Linked DNA regions of Homo sapiens: regions 2 and 3 are each linked to region 1. The links are chromatin contacts, found by Hi-C or POLR2A ChIA-PET in ENCODE. All regions are on one chromosome and are shown on one strand. The core of a region is the stretch at or near the end of the contact, and the rest is flanking DNA. Distances in the headings are between cores, read along the strand shown. Region 1 holds the start of MGST3 (microsomal glutathione S-transferase 3). Region 2 holds the start of TIPRL (TOR signaling pathway regulator). Region 3 holds the start of DCAF6 (DDB1 and CUL4 associated factor 6).

Region 1 (2,809 bases), core at 116-2,615:
CCGTAACATTGTGTCAGGAGGGAAGCTTAACGGAAAGTCTTCCCAGGGATGAAAGTATTTGTTTCTATTTTATATGTTAGTTTTAACTCCTTAAATTCATCTCCTATGAGAATAAACATTCTTGATCTGACTCAATGTGCTCTCTGAATTCACTGAAATAAAATATAGCCTGTAACTCTGACCAATAACCTGGGGTGCCTCCCAGAACTGCTGGCTCCAGGTGATCTACAGATTTCCCAAGAGAAGCGCTGCAGCTCCTACCCACCAGCAATCTAAAATCTGCAGCAATTCCGCAGGACCACACCTAGGCCCAACAGCACATACCTGCAGAGCCGGAAGCGCCTTCCCCTCCAGGGCATCTCCTGTCCCCAGGGAAGGAATTAAAGTTCTAACCCCTGCCTCTCCTTCTACCCATCCTAGTATCTGCTTTTCCTTTACCTCGTCTTCCACACTTACTTGCCCCCGACGCTATTATGTAGCTTGTAAACTCGTGACTCTCAAGGAAAGTATCAGCAGAAGCCACAACTTCGGGGAATGACTCACTAAGGAGTCTCCAGCGCCTTCCACCGCCCTGCAACTGCCCCACTACTGTAGCCCTACGGCTCCGTGCTGCCACCCCACATAAAGAAGGGGCATTTTCTGAAATCCAAGGAAGAACCTGAAGAGTCCCCCACCCGCCTAGAGGCGTCTCTTGCTCTAAGTCAGCGGTAGGAAATGACCACCTTCCCAGTACAAATGGACAAACGATTCTAAGAGGCAGGAGGAAAACAAACACAATTCCTTCAGAGGCTCTCCCGACCGTCCCTAGCAACACATCCCCACCGCAGCGGGTGCATTGCTCACAGGCCACTTCTGAAACCAGTGTTACTGATCAGGCCTGCACAACCACTCCCCCGGCAGTGTCCGGCTCGCCATCCTCTGCGCCGGAACAGCAGAGGGCAAGGTCGGGTGGTCTCCGGAAGGCAGAAAGGTGCCCCCAGACTGCAGAGCCCGGGGACAGCAGGAGAGGAAAGGAAGGAATGGAGGAAGGGTTGACCTTGAGAATTTTCCTGAGTTACACATAAATAGGTCGGGCCTCGCTTAGACGCTCCCAACCCACTCCACCAGGGAAAAGATGCAAGGCAAGGGGAGAGCAGAGAGGGTGGAAATTCAGATCGCTAATTTACTGATAAGGGTGGGGGGAGGTTAGAGACAGCGGGTCTCTATTCAGCTCGCATAGGCTGAAATATGGGAGTGCCCTGCGCAAAGGCTGAAGTGCCCCCGGCGGCCCGGTGCTCGTGGCTGCCCGCAGGTGCTAGCACTCACCTGGATCACCTTCGAACAGCTGGAGCAGAACAAAACTGCGCAGCGCGGTGTGGGTGCGGCGCCCTCGCCTGGGGCGGGGCTAGATGAGGCCAGAAGCAGGCCCCGCCCCAGCCGACCAGCGCGCGGCCACGCCCCCAAGGCGGGGCTCCTGGCGCTGGCGCGCGCTGTCTAAGTTGCCAACTCAGGGCCACTGGTTGGGAGGTGGAGGCCTAATTTTCTTCCTGCTCATGGTCGTCCAGCGATTTACTCCTCTCATTCTCAAAAACATATATCTACTCCCCCAGGTGCCTTCGTGGCCATCTTCCTAAACTGTCCCAGCCAGGTCATACCTCCCGGATTGGGTTTGCAGAACAGTGGGACGTGAATAATTTGTCCCCAGCAGAGCCACCGTAGCGGTTTTAGGCGCTCTGCTGTAAGGGCGAAGCACGGGCATGCAAGGCGCGTGCGCGAAAGTAGCCGCGCCTCAATCGATGTGTCCCTGAGGCGCGTAGCTGGGGCGTGGGCGGCGCTTGGTGTCCCAGGTTGCTACACTCCCGAAGTGAATGGATTTATCGCTGTTAGGGCCTTTTTGTTTAGGGCCTAACAAATATTGTTAGTTTTGCCGAGAGCTGGCGCCGAGCCCTGCCCTCGTGGTGGGCCGTACCCACGCCCCCTGAGCGCGGAGTCGCGTGGCTCCGGAGTTTTGTTTTTTTGAAAGGAGTCTCCCAATTGTCCGTGGAGTTTTTTTTGCGGCACATGGAGTCTCTGCCTTCGCGACCCAGACCTTTGATGTGAACACCTGCTCCCGTTACGCTCGGGTCCAGCGTCCGGGGCGGGGCTCGAGGCCGGGTGGAGGAGGGGTGGGGGCGGGGGTCTTGGTCTTGGGTGAGACCTGCAGATACGGTCGGGCTGAAGGAGTAGAACTGGCTTCTAAATGCCGGAAAATCCGAAGGAACTGACTGCAGAAGGCACGTTTCCAATTTTCGCGTGTTTTAAGTGCACCCTCCCGCCACCTCTCCTCTGGACATCCCTCATCCTTTTGAAGATTGCCACACCTGGGCCCCTCCTAGAGTCTCCTCTTTGGAGGATTCCTCACCTCCGAGAGAATGCTTAGGAACCCACCTGAATGATTCCAAGTTAAGGTGTGGAAAGGCAGAAATCTAGATTTTTGAAGGCTCTAGGTTATGTGTGTGTTTCTTTTTATTGGGTTGTCATATTTGCACATCTAGAGGTACTTTGAGAGCTCATTAAATCTTTACTGTTGCTGTTTCAGCAATTTCCAACCATTCTCATACTTTCTGTCATGTTGGGTTTCTGTCATGTTGGATGTAGAGAGGGCTTTGTTTTGCTTGAACATTGAAAGGAAGTAAGTTAGGGAGACAGTTTTGCATTATTGAGGCAAGTTTCTCCACTTGCTGGCTGTTCTACGTAAGAAGTCATTCCAAGGTGGTGGAAGGGATGATTCAAAAATCAGGAGCGGGGATGCACCTTGCACCCTCATTTTACACCGGAGACTGCAGTCTCA
Region 2 (2,809 bases), core at 118-2,617, 2.5 Mb before region 1:
CCTCCTGTGCTTCTCATCTTGTTCAAAGGCATACGATACATGCAAAAATCCAAGCCAGAGATCTTGTCATCAGCATAGACTCTTCCTTTTTTATTTCTCCTCCCATCAGCTGGCCATCCCAGGGACTTAATCTTCTAAAACCTATCTTTTCTCTTACTAACTGGTCTCCTTCCCATCCCTGCGGACCTGCAATCCAGCCTCAACATGGCCTCCAGAGAAATCTTTCAGAGCGTACATCTGATAATGCAGCTCCTTTGGATAAAATTACACCCAGTGGTTGTCAGATAAAATTGAAAACTCCTTAGCCAGGCATAAAAATTCCCTCAGTATCTTGATTCCCCTGGGGCCTACCTCTCATCTCTCACAACACCCCCTATGGTACCTCACGCTCCAATCACACGGACACAGCTCTTTAAACACATCACAGCTTTCACTCTCCCTGAGCCCCCAGCTTTACATGCGTCCCCTGATTCCCCTAAATTTTGTCAAGATTCAGCCCAGGCATCAAAAACGCATCACAACTCACTCTGCCTGACCTGATGGCATGTACCTATCCACCGCCCCCCGCAACGGTTTTATAAAGATTCAGTTCAGGCATCCCAATTTCCCAGATGGTTCGAGCCCCTAAAAGACCTCACATCACTCCGTGTATACATCTTCATTACATTTATTCACGCTGTAATATAATTGTCTGTCTCTCTCACGAGACTGTGAATTGAGGCGCACGTTGTCTTTTACATTTCCTATCTCAAGCGCCGGGCACAGCACCTGACGTGACAGAAACCAAACTTATAAATCATCCCCGTCATTAACCCCTAAGAAAACAGGCAACAGCCACCCAGAAAGAAAGGTGGTGCAGGCTGAGGCAGGAGGAGACGTTTGGTGAGGGGAAAGTCCACCAGAACAGTCACACTCTACTCAAACCCAGGCGGATTGACAGTTGACGAAAGCAGCGCCTGGCGATCCCCAACCAAAGGGCCCGGAAGTGTGACTGGATTATTTATCGAAGTTGTCAATCAAAGGTCCGGTCCGGAGGGACCGAACCTCCGCCTCAGGGAAAAGGGGAGGGGCTGCACAGAGTTCGCCCTGCCTCCCGCCCTGGGCCAGCAACCGGCCAGCGCCCAGACCCCGTGCCCCGAAGCCTCACTTCTCCACATCCGCCGACTTCATGATGTGGGTCTTGGACGCCGTCAGCTTCCAGGGCCCGAAGCAGAAATCCCGGTGGCTGCTCTGGAAGCCGTGGATCATCATGGCTGAGGCAGGACCCGCAGAGGCCACAAGGAATAAGCTGAAGCAGCGGCGGCGGCGAACACCGGTTCCTCCGCCTCCCTCCGGCCCAGCCTCCTAGGCTTCCGAGCCGTTACCATGCCCGGCCCCGCCCCCTGCCGGCCGACCCGGACGCGGGCTCTGCTTCCCGTCTTCTTCTCCGCCTCTTTGCTTTTTGCTTCCGGGACTAGTTGCTCTTGTTGCGTGACCCACGTCTTACGTTCCGGCGTTCCGGAAAAAAGGAAAAAGGAGAAAGTCAGAGGGGCGGCACTTGGGTTGCAGAAGGTGTGGTTAGGAACGCACCGCCCTCTTGAACTCGTTGGGTGACGTCATCTCGAAGGATTTTAGGGACTGCCAGGGAAGGGGATGACGGTTCCAACTTGATCCTTACAGACCTCAAAGCAGTGTGATTACCTCATGTGTTAGTGAATCGTGTTACAGAGGAAATTTTTCTGTTTTGAGGTCAAAAAAAGAAGTAATCCCACAGAGTTTAGGAAATCCAGCACCAACAAGATTTAGAAGTGGCCATCTAGCCACTCTTGACTATGACCAACTCCTATCAAAAATTGCATCCTCGTAGATATGCGAAGACTTTCCATGGTCTAGTTGCTATGTAGGCACCCAGTATAGTGAAAACAACACAGCTGACTTAGTGCTAAATCTCCATTTGCAACACTATTGTGTGAATCCTTGGGCAAAGCGCTTCTCTAACGATTTTAGGCTTCAGTTGCCTCAAAATGAGATGATTTTGTTAATGGAAAAAAAACAAATTCTGTAAAAGGTTTTAAAGAGATTTATTCTGAACCAATATGAGTGACCATGGCCCAGGGAATAGTCCCAAGAGGTCCTAACAAAGAGCATCTGAAGCGGTGGCATTACTCTTTGTTTTATACATTTTAGGGAGTTGGGAATTGCAGGTAAAATAAGTCAATATATGGAAGATATACATTGGTTCAGGCTAAGGAAGTGGGATGTCTTGAAGGAGAGGCTTACAGATCATAGGTGGATTCAAAGATTTTCTGATCGGCAATCTGTTGAAAGATTTAAGCTTTAGTCAGGCGAGGTGGCTCCTGCCTATAATCCCAGCATCTTGGGAGGCCTAGGTGAGAGGATTGCTTGAGTCCAGGAATTTGAGACCAGCGTGGGCACCAGAGTAAGCCCTCATCTCTACAAACCGTGTTAATTAGCTGTGTATGATGGTATCTGCCTGTAGTCCCAGGCCACTTGAGAGGCTGTGGTGGGAGGATCTCTTGAGCCTCAGAGGCTGCATTGAGCCATGATCATGCCACAGCACTCATGCCTGGGTGAGCGAGACCCTGTCTCAAAAACAAATAAAAACACAGGCCAGGTGCAGTGGCTCAAGACTGTAATCCCAGCACTTTGGGAGGCCAAGGTGGGTGGACCACCTGAGGTCGGGAGTTCAAGACCAGCCTGGCCAATATTGTGAAAACCTGTGTCTACTAAAAATACAAAACTTAGCCAAGCACGGTGGTGGATGCCTGTAACCCCAGCTACTAGGGAGGCTGAGGTGGGAGAATCACTT
Region 3 (2,809 bases), core at 189-2,688, 2.3 Mb before region 1:
CATTTTTATTGAGTTTTTATAAACAAAATGTATTCGTATTTTACTTGAGACACTAAAAAGAATTAAAAAATTGCATGCTAACTTTTCTTAAATAATTTACAAACCAGAACTGTTGGTTGTAATGAGATTTCATTTTCTTCTCTTTACTTGAAATCAAAAACAAATGAGAGCAACAAACACTTTTTAACTAGCAAGTGGCAAAACTGGAAAGAAAAAAATTTTATGATGTTGTTTGCCGTATCTCCAAATAGAAAGAAAGAGTAATGAAGAGTATACAGGAAGAAACAAAAAAGACCTTTACTAAGTACGTCCATTTTTAAGAAACCAAACTTTTTAGTTGACTCGGGCGTGACCTAGAATCCTCAAAAAAAAAATGTTATGCAAAACGAAAAAAGTGGAATACTGTTCCCCCAAGTACTGAAGGTTGTTTTTAGAAAGCTTAACTACGAAACTGTAAATGCCAAGTGTGTTTTCCAGGGGTGGGAAGAGGAACGTGAAACCCTACACCACCTTTAAGCGGTCAAAACGAACTGAAGAGCAGAGTGGAACTGGGAGAGCGCGCGGGGGTGGGGAGAGCTCAGCTATCACTTTTAGGTTTTGGCTCAGCGCCGCAAAAACAGTTTACACGGATTCTGTCTGGAGCGTGAAGTCCCTGAGGGTGGTCAACGCGTCGCAGCCGACACCTAAACCCTCTGGAGATTGAAGGAGAGGGTGGGCAACAACTTAGGTTCTTCGGCTGAGCGGGGAAAGCGCGCTGGAAAAGAGCAAAAGAGCTAACTTTTGCTCTAAACGCGGCAGCTCCTGGAGGTTCCGCAAGTCTCCCGAGTCCCAACCCATCAGCGACCCCAACACCTTTACAAGCCAGTACCTTCTGCCCACGGCCCGGCCCTCCGAGAAAAACCCAGCAAGGGCGGCGGCTGGCAGCATGCACAGGGGGCTTGACTGGGGGAGGCACCGGCACGGAATTCGGCAACCAAGGCCCCACCCAACACCCCAGAGTCTCCGGGCGCCCCCACCGAGACGCCGTCCCACCTCCAACAGACCCGGCAGCGTGCCCCCTCCCCCACTCTAGGCGGCGACCTCAGCGCCTCCGCCCCGGGGCCCCCGCTCACCCAGGTAGCGACTCCGCAGCCGGGACGGGTCCTCCAGCCCGAGGGACCTTTTCCTCACGTCCCACAACAGGTGTGGGTAGGAGCCACCCCGAGACATGGCTCTGCCTGAGCCGGGTGGGAGGGGAGACCACCGCGTGGGGGAGGGGAGGAGGGGGAGGGGACACCCGTTTCAACACCCGAGCCGCACCGGCACCATCCGCGCGCCGGGCCTCCAGGGCGCAGCGTTAGATGGCGGTGGCAGCAGCGGCGCCTGGGCCCCTGAAGCCCGGCCGCACCCGGGCCGGAGCTCGCCTCATACTCTCCTTCTTAGACTAACCAGAACATCCAAAGATCAGCAACAGTCTCCTCCCTCAGCCCCCCTCCAACAGGAGGAGGCGGAGGCGGAGGCGATGGCGACTCCTCCCTCTCCTCGTCCTGGATACCCTCCCCGCCAACCCTTTCTCGCGAGATGACGACCACCCTGGGGACTGAGGCTGGTGTGTGCTGCGGCTGCCCTCACCCTGGAAGAATGCATTCGGGCCACTCTAACCAGATCCTTAAGTCGCTAGGGATAAAAGACGAGTAGAGAGAGAAGCTACTCAATTCTGTAGTCTCTCGCTCACGAGTCTCCAGTGAAAAGAAGCAAGAGAATTGTGCGGCATCATCTTTAGGCACTGAAGGCCCAAAAACCCATTTTAACTACGGGCCTGCTTAATCAAAGTGAAAGGGCAGTAGAACCAGCGCAGCTTCACTTTCCCTTCTCCAACATGGCCTCGAGGGCATGGGGAGAAGGAGGAGGTTTCCGCTCGACCCCGCCCGCGCCTCGGGGCGGGCCAATCATGGCGGGCAGCTCGGCCTGCGCAAGCGCGCTGCCAGCAGGGCGCAGCGCAGACTTGGTGAGGTGATTATTTTGGCACCTGTTGCCATGGCTCCTCCCTCTCTCCTGCCGGGGGCCGGAGGCGGACCGGGGGCTGGCAGTCGGCAGCCTCCGCCCCCTCAACCTTCGCGGGGCGCGGGCCGCAGCTTTTCGGTTCACAGCGGGCAGGGAAAGCCGCGGGAAGGGTACTCCAGGCGAGAGGCGGACGCGAGTCGTCGTGGCAGGAAAAGTGACTAGCTCCCCTTCGTTGTCAGCCAGGGACGAGAACACAGCCACGCTCCCACCCGGCTGCCAACGATCCCTCGGCGGCGATGTCGGCCGCCGGTGCCCGAGGCCTGCGGGCCACCTACCACCGGCTCCTCGATAAAGTGGAGCTGATGCTGCCCGAGAAATTGAGGCCGTTGTACAACCATCCAGCAGGTAATGGACCCTGAATGGCTCCTTATCGAGACCTTCCTTCTCGCTTCCTCTAAAATGGACCTTTTAGAGGCCCTCTGACAACTGCCTCTAGAGGCATCCACAGCCCCAATCCCTTCCCTTCAAGTGAAGCCGTCTACTCTCCTAGCCTGTGCATTTCACCCTCTCTCCTGCAACATCTCTTCCTAAGCCAACGTATCTCAAGTCAGCTCCCTTCCCCACCTATGTGACATCCGCTCCCTTACGCACGACTCCAACCCAAACCTGATCTCCAGATTTGAGCCTTCTCAACTTCTGCGGCCACCAAACTGTCTGGGGCCACCATGAAACACTCATTCTCTTTCTCTTTTCGAATTGTGGCATATTAACCCACTCTAGGCAGAGCTGGATGGGTGGTTTGTCGCACTGTAGGGTTTGGAGTAAA

What was found. A loop is a pair of places that touch in the nucleus more often than their neighbours do. ChIA-PET counts read pairs that join two places held with the same protein, here RNA polymerase II (POLR2A). Pooled maps may share reads with other maps.
Region 2: a map of naive thymus-derived CD4-positive, alpha-beta T cell shows a loop between it and region 1 (11-fold over the local background). The contact joins the promoter of TIPRL here to the promoter of MGST3 in region 1. A Hi-C loop is called at or near these places in 1 of 168 maps with a recorded cell type or tissue (naive thymus-derived CD4-positive, alpha-beta T cell) and 7 of 50 pooled maps. POLR2A ChIA-PET finds 5 or more read pairs at or near these places in 1 of 52 experiments (OCI-LY7).
Region 3: a map of B cell shows a loop between it and region 1 (16-fold over the local background). The contact joins the promoter of DCAF6 here to the promoter of MGST3 in region 1. A Hi-C loop is called at or near these places in 3 of 168 maps with a recorded cell type or tissue (B cell, CD4-positive, alpha-beta memory T cell and naive thymus-derived CD4-positive, alpha-beta T cell) and 12 of 50 pooled maps. POLR2A ChIA-PET finds 5 or more read pairs at or near these places in 1 of 52 experiments (activated naive CD4-positive, alpha-beta T cell).

The regions. Positions count from the first base shown.
Region 1 is chr1:165,629,790-165,632,598 of GRCh38, reverse strand. It overlaps MGST3 (microsomal glutathione S-transferase 3), which reads right to left and starts at 1,365. Exons shown (of 6, transcript NM_004528.4): 1 at 1,306-1,365. RefSeq lists enhancers at 691-860, 1,914-2,444 and a silencer at 1,291-1,530.
Region 2 is chr1:168,177,520-168,180,328 of GRCh38, reverse strand. TIPRL (TOR signaling pathway regulator) reads right to left here and starts at 1,367. Exons shown (of 7, transcript NM_152902.5): 1 at 1,148-1,367. The coding sequence starts at 1,251. RefSeq lists enhancers at 1,136-1,255, 1,243-1,744.
Region 3 is chr1:167,935,312-167,938,120 of GRCh38, reverse strand. DCAF6 (DDB1 and CUL4 associated factor 6) reads right to left here and starts at 1,438. Exons shown (of 22, transcript NM_001198956.2): 1 at 1,113-1,438. The coding sequence starts at 1,209. MPC2 (mitochondrial pyruvate carrier 2) reads left to right here and starts at 1,049. Exons shown (of 6, transcript NM_001143674.4): 1 at 1,049-1,182; 2 at 2,223-2,388. The coding sequence starts at 2,280. RefSeq lists silencers at 1,033-1,272, 1,303-1,372, 1,973-2,142 and enhancers at 1,553-1,862, 2,313-2,422.